2 separate regions of the Homo sapiens genome follow, and region 1 is linked to region 2. The links are chromatin contacts, found by Hi-C in ENCODE. All regions are on one chromosome and are shown on one strand. The core of a region is the stretch at or near the end of the contact, and the rest is flanking DNA. Distances in the headings are between cores, read along the strand shown. Region 1 holds the start of SAA1 (serum amyloid A1). Region 2 holds the start of USH1C (USH1 protein network component harmonin).

The links. Hi-C counts contacts between places; a loop is a spot of excess contacts on that map.
Region 1: a loop to region 2 is called in a map of psoas muscle, with 6 times the contacts of the local background. The contact joins the promoter of SAA1 here to the promoter of USH1C in region 2. A Hi-C loop is called at or near these places in 1 of 168 maps with a recorded cell type or tissue (psoas muscle).

Annotation. Positions count from the first base shown.
Region 1 is chr11:18,264,968-18,267,667 of GRCh38, reverse strand. SAA1 (serum amyloid A1) reads right to left here and starts at 1,404. Exons shown (of 4, transcript NM_199161.5): 1 at 1,372-1,404; 2 at 690-784. The coding sequence starts at 780. It also overlaps the pseudogene RNA5SP334.
Region 2 is chr11:17,543,106-17,545,805 of GRCh38, reverse strand. It overlaps USH1C (USH1 protein network component harmonin), which reads left to right and starts at 1,390. Exons shown (of 27, transcript NM_153676.4): 1 at 1,390-1,534. The coding sequence starts at 1,499.

The DNA.
Region 1 (2,700 bases), core at 155-2,654, 720 kb before region 2:
AGAAGGAAGAATGGAAACAGAACAAACCAGGAAGGGAGCCCCTGACAGAGCGAGGCTAAAGAGCCCTGTACATTATCCAACTAGGAAATCGAAGGAGGAAGGAGAAAGAAGACAGAAGAGTCAACAGCCTTAGTCATACTCCTATGCGATTTATGCTGAGGGACATTTTATACCCATTGCAGGCCTTATTTTGCATCTTCTACGCAAAACAAACAGCTCAGGTGCTCCTGGAAAGGATGATTGTTCTTTCTCTGAGTAACTGACAACAATCCTCGACTCTCTAATCTGTTTAGCAGCTCCCCAGGCACATTGGGCAGCACAACCTAAGGCAGCGGCTCAAATCTTAAGGAAGCCCAAAAATACCCCGTGTGCGTTGTTACTGGATGCCCCGTCCCTTACGGCTCAGGAGATGTGTTTTTGATACACCTTGCAGCGGCTTCTGAAATGTGATCCATCCACTTAACACATCCTGAGAAGCTGCACTACGGGGAAAGGGGATATTCCCAGCAGCTCTGAAAGACTCGAGACAGGCAACCCAGCAAACCCTAGTTCCTGGCAGGCCTCAGCAACGCAGACACTAGCAACTCTGTGGTTCAAAAGCAGCCTTCCGAAAGCATCATTTTCCCCAGTTTATCAGGTCCAGGGTGATGTTTCTCTTCAGAAATCCTGCAAACCTTCTGAAGCCTTACCATCAAAAGCCTCGCCAAGGAACGAAAAGAAGCTTCGGCTGCTGACACCCAGGACCAAGGAGCAGAAAACCAGGCCCGTGAGAAGCTTCATGGTGCTGAAATGAAAGGAGAAGTCAGGCAGTCGCCCACAAGACTGGCACAGCTTCCCTTGGGACTTATATTCCGACGAGAGCCTGGTTATTTCCACTGGATCTTATTAGAGTCTCAGTGGCTCATCTAGGAAACCTTGCAGCAGGACCTCACTCAGAGCCAGAAGCCCTCGGTTCTGAACCCATCAGCCCTGAAGCCTGACTGCATAAGAGGATGCCAACGTGGCACTGATGGAGGAAGGCAGGAGTTACCACCAGACTGTCACTCCCTCAAGTAGCCTATAATTCCCCATAACGCATTTACCGTGTGTTCCCTCTGCCCCGCACAGAACTCAACATGGGATAAACACAAAGCAGGATCATTATTTTTTATTCTTAAAGCCTTTAGCACCTGGTATTCCCAGGTGTTCTCCCATCCAAGTACTACCAGGCCCGACCCTGCTTACCTCTCTAGATCAGAGGAGATAAGACACCTTCAGAATGGTATGGCTGTATGCCCCAGGATAACTATTTTTTTTAAAGGAAATGATAATCTTGTTGGGAAAGAGAAAACAGAGTAAGTTTTAAAAATCACTCCTTGGTGTGCTCCTCACCTGATCTGTGCTGTAGCTGAGCTGCGGGTCCCTGCCTGCCAGGGAGCGGTGGCTGCTATTTATACTGAGCCTTCCCTGCTGGTTTCTTGGGAGCGAAGAAAAGCTGGATGTGGTCCCTGGGGAAAGTCCCTGCAGGTCATTTCCCCTACAAAACGGTCTAAGACAAGTTCCTGGATGCCAGTGGTTTCTTCATCCCGGGTCATTTATCCCAGTTGTGCAACCTGAGGGAACAAGATGTGCCTGGCAGCTGTCAGGGCAGGAGACCAGCTCTGCTCCTCAGCATTGAGGGGGCTGAGGCTGCGGAGTTGAGAGTGGGAGCCCCGTGATGGCGGCACCTGGGCTGCTGGAAGGTGTGAAGTGAGGGCAGCTTTGAAGCCAGCTCCTGACTCTACCAGTCATTTCCTCAGGATGGGCTCTGCTGGGCCACATGGCAGATGCCTCTGAAATGAAGTCCCTCTGAGTTCATATCTAAAGCTTCAAAGCTGACAGACTAGGTCCAGCACAGTGGCTCACTCCTATAATCCCAATGCTTTTGGAGGCCAAGGCAGGAGGATCACTTGGGGTCAAGAGTTTAAGATCACTCTGTGCAAAACTGTAAGATCTTGTCTCTACGAAATATAAAAATAAATGGACCGGGTGTGGTAGTGTGCACCTGCAGTCCCAGCTACTCAAGAGGCTGAAGCGGAAGGATTGTGGGAGACCCAGGAGGTCAAGGCTGCAGTGAGCTATAATCACGCCACTGCACTCCAGCCTGGTTAACAGAGCAAGACCCTGTGTCTAAAAGAAAACAAAATAAAACTAGCAGCCTACCCCTGCCATGTCTCATGTGTGCCCTGGAAGGCTCCTTCCACCCCTCAGTCTAGATATCCAGAGATTTACCTCCTCAGCACAGAAAAGCCCTGCTCAGCTGGCCTAGTCAATTAGGAAATTAGGAAGGAAGGAAGTGGTCAGTACCAGAGCCCAGCAGGGCTGAGGCCAGGACATGCAGAGAGGCTGGTGGATATAGCAGCAACTGTGGTTTCTTCTTCTCCAGTCCGTTTTCACTCTTTTATTTTTTCTTTCTTTCCTTCCTTCCTTCATTTCTTCCTTCCTCTCTCTTTCTCCTTCCTTCCTTCCTTACTCCCTCTCTGTCTTCCTCCTTCCTTCTTCTCTCTTCCTCCTTCCTTCCTCTCTCTCTTCCTTCCTTCTTTCCCTCCTTTCTTCCTCTTTCCCTCCCTCCCTTCCCTCCCTCCCTCCTTCCTTCCTTCTTTTCTTCCTCCCTTCTTCTCTTCCTCCCTTCCTTCCTCTCTCTTTCTCCTTCCTTCCTCTCTCTTTCTCCTTCCTTCCTTC
Region 2 (2,700 bases), core at 141-2,640:
AGTGTGCTTGTAAAACTTCAGCTATTGGGGAGAGGGACGCAGAGGGGTGTTTAGGTGCCCCAGAGTTACAATTGTAAGTGGTTACCTGATGTAAGCTGCTGTCCATCTCCTTGCCCCTGCCCTTGACAGGGCACAAAGGGCTCAGGTGCCTCCCTGGGTTAAGTTCAGGCACAAGCCCCATACTTAGCCTCTGATTTACACATTTTTATCACCCCTCTCCTAGCCCCTCTTTCCTTTCATCTCTTTCCAGGCCTGGTTCATCATTGTCTTTGATGAATCTTTCCTTTCATTCCTTTCCAGGCCTGGTTCATCATTGTCTTTGCACCAAGCACTAGACCTAGGAGTTAAGCAAATGCTGACCAAATTGAATTAAATGAACCAGAGGGTCTGGGCCCTGGGTGAAGGTCAGCCATAGATCAAAATGTCACTGCCAGGCTCTGCCAGGCTTCGATGGATATGTGAGTGTGTTGGGTTTGGGTTTTGTTTTGTCTTGTTTTGTTGGGGGTGGAGGTGTTAGGGAAGGTGGGAGGGGAAATCAGTTGAGGGGGGCACTCTCACACACACTGATTCAGACCCCTGCGGCCCACAGTAAAACCCAGCCCTGTCCCCAAGGAATTCACAGAACAAGGATTGATTTCTCCCTGGTGGAAAAGTGCAGGAGGAAGCCAGGACTGAAGGTACGCTGGAGGTGAGGGCGTAGCAAGGGCTGACAGTCCAGGAGGGCCATGAACCTCGACAAGAGTATCCAGAGAAGGCCGGGCGCGGTGGCCCGCGCCTGTAATCCCAGCACTTTGGGAGGCCGAGGTGGGCAGATCACGAGGTCAGGAGATCGAGACCTTCCTGGCGAACACGGTGAAACCCCGTCTCTACTAAAAATACAAAAAAAAAAAATTAGCCGGGCGTGGTGGCGGGCGCCTGTAGTCCCAGCTACTCGGGAGGCTGAGGCAGGAGAATGGCGTGAACCCGGGAGGCGGAGCTTGCAGTGAGCCAAGATCATGCCACTGCACTGTAGCCTGGGCGACAGAGCGAGACTCCGTCTCGGGGGGGAAAAAAAAAGAATATCCAGAGAAAACGGACTAGATTGCCCCGCCCCCCGCCCGTGTAAATAGTTTCCGTATCTCTCTATTCCGGTCCCCACAAAAAAGTCCCAAACCTCCTCCCTACGTCTCCACGATCTTCTTCCTCAAACGCATGTGTTCAGGTACCACTTCCAGAGAAATACCAGCTTGAAGCCCAGCTACTGCCACCTCAGGCCCATAGGCACACTGGGGCCCATTTGCTCCCAGGCTTCAGTGGGAGGCGACGACTCAGCACCTTCGACTCCAGCCTCGCAGCGGCCCCGCCCCACAGAGGCCTGGCCCCGCCCCTCCGCGCTCAGGCCCCGCCCCCAGCTCCGAGGGCGGCTGGCCCGGTCGCGGTCGCGGCTCTTTCCAGCTCCTGGCAGCCGGGCACCCGAAGGAACGGGTCGTGCAACGACGCAGCTGGACCTGGCCCAGCCATGGACCGAAAAGTGGCCCGAGAATTCCGGCATAAGGTCAGAGCTGCAGGGCGCCCCAGGCTTCTGGGACTCCGGAGTCCTGGGCGCGGTGGGTAGGGGGTGGACACCCCGGCACTGCCCCTCCCTTTTCCGGCCCCACCTGATGGCTCTGGTTGGGCTGGGACACCCGAGGGTCGTCTGGCTGGCAGCAGGGATCCCCAGTAAAGTGAGGGAGGGAATGCGGGGACTCCCGGCTCAAGGACTGCTAAACGAGTCGATCTTCTGCCAGCCTTTCTCCCTCTGCCTTCCAGGGGCAGGGACGTCTCTGGGGTTTGAATTCCTTCCAGTCTTGGCCGCTTTTCTGAGGTGCCCCCTTTGTGGGCAAGCCCCTCTCCTTCCTAGTGCCCCCAGCTCAGGGCTGTTGAGGCATGTGGAGACAGTCTGGGGCAGTATCTGAGAGGTGAGGGTTGGGAGAAGGGAAACTAGACGTCTCTCTCTCTGCCTTTTGACCTCAGAACATGAGTTAGAAGCATTTCAGCCCTGCCTGCCTAAGGGCGTTTCTTAGGGTCTGAGAAGTAGCTGAGGAGCTGGTGCTGACCCGGGTGCGGTGGGGAGGAAGGGAGGAGGTACTGAGGGCGTCGGAGCTGGGCTCTGGCCGGCCAGATCCTTCAGGCAGAGCCGGGTCCACCCTGGTGTGTCCCAGTGAGGGGCCTCACTGGTGGTCTGGGATTCTCAAGGACCATCTCTGGAAGTGGCCAGGTTTCACACAGGGCATTTCGAGAATGATTCACAAAGCTGTGCAGAATCTGCTGAGGCCCTGAGACCAGAGAGGGCCATCAAAGAGATCCAGCCTACTTCCCCACCAAGTCTTAGGATGCCTCTGAGTCTGGGGATGAAGCCGCTTGGGGGGGGTGGGTGGTATCTGGAGCTCCCCACAGGCCCTGCCTGAGGGGCAGGTAACTATTGATAACTTAACTATTGATAACTGTGTGACCCAAGGCTCTCCCAAAGACCCCAGGGGCAGTGTCTTTAGACCAAGCCAAACCTCTTCCTGGTTTGAGAGCTGAGCTCAGGTAGGGCAGGTCAGGGTGCTTAACTCCTTCCTTCCCATAAAGAGGCCCATAGGAGCCCAAGGAGCTAGCCAGTGTAGGGGCCACAGGGGCTTGGGGCCAAGGGCCCGGGGTCAGTTATTCATTTAATAAGCATGTTTTGAGCATCCTCTC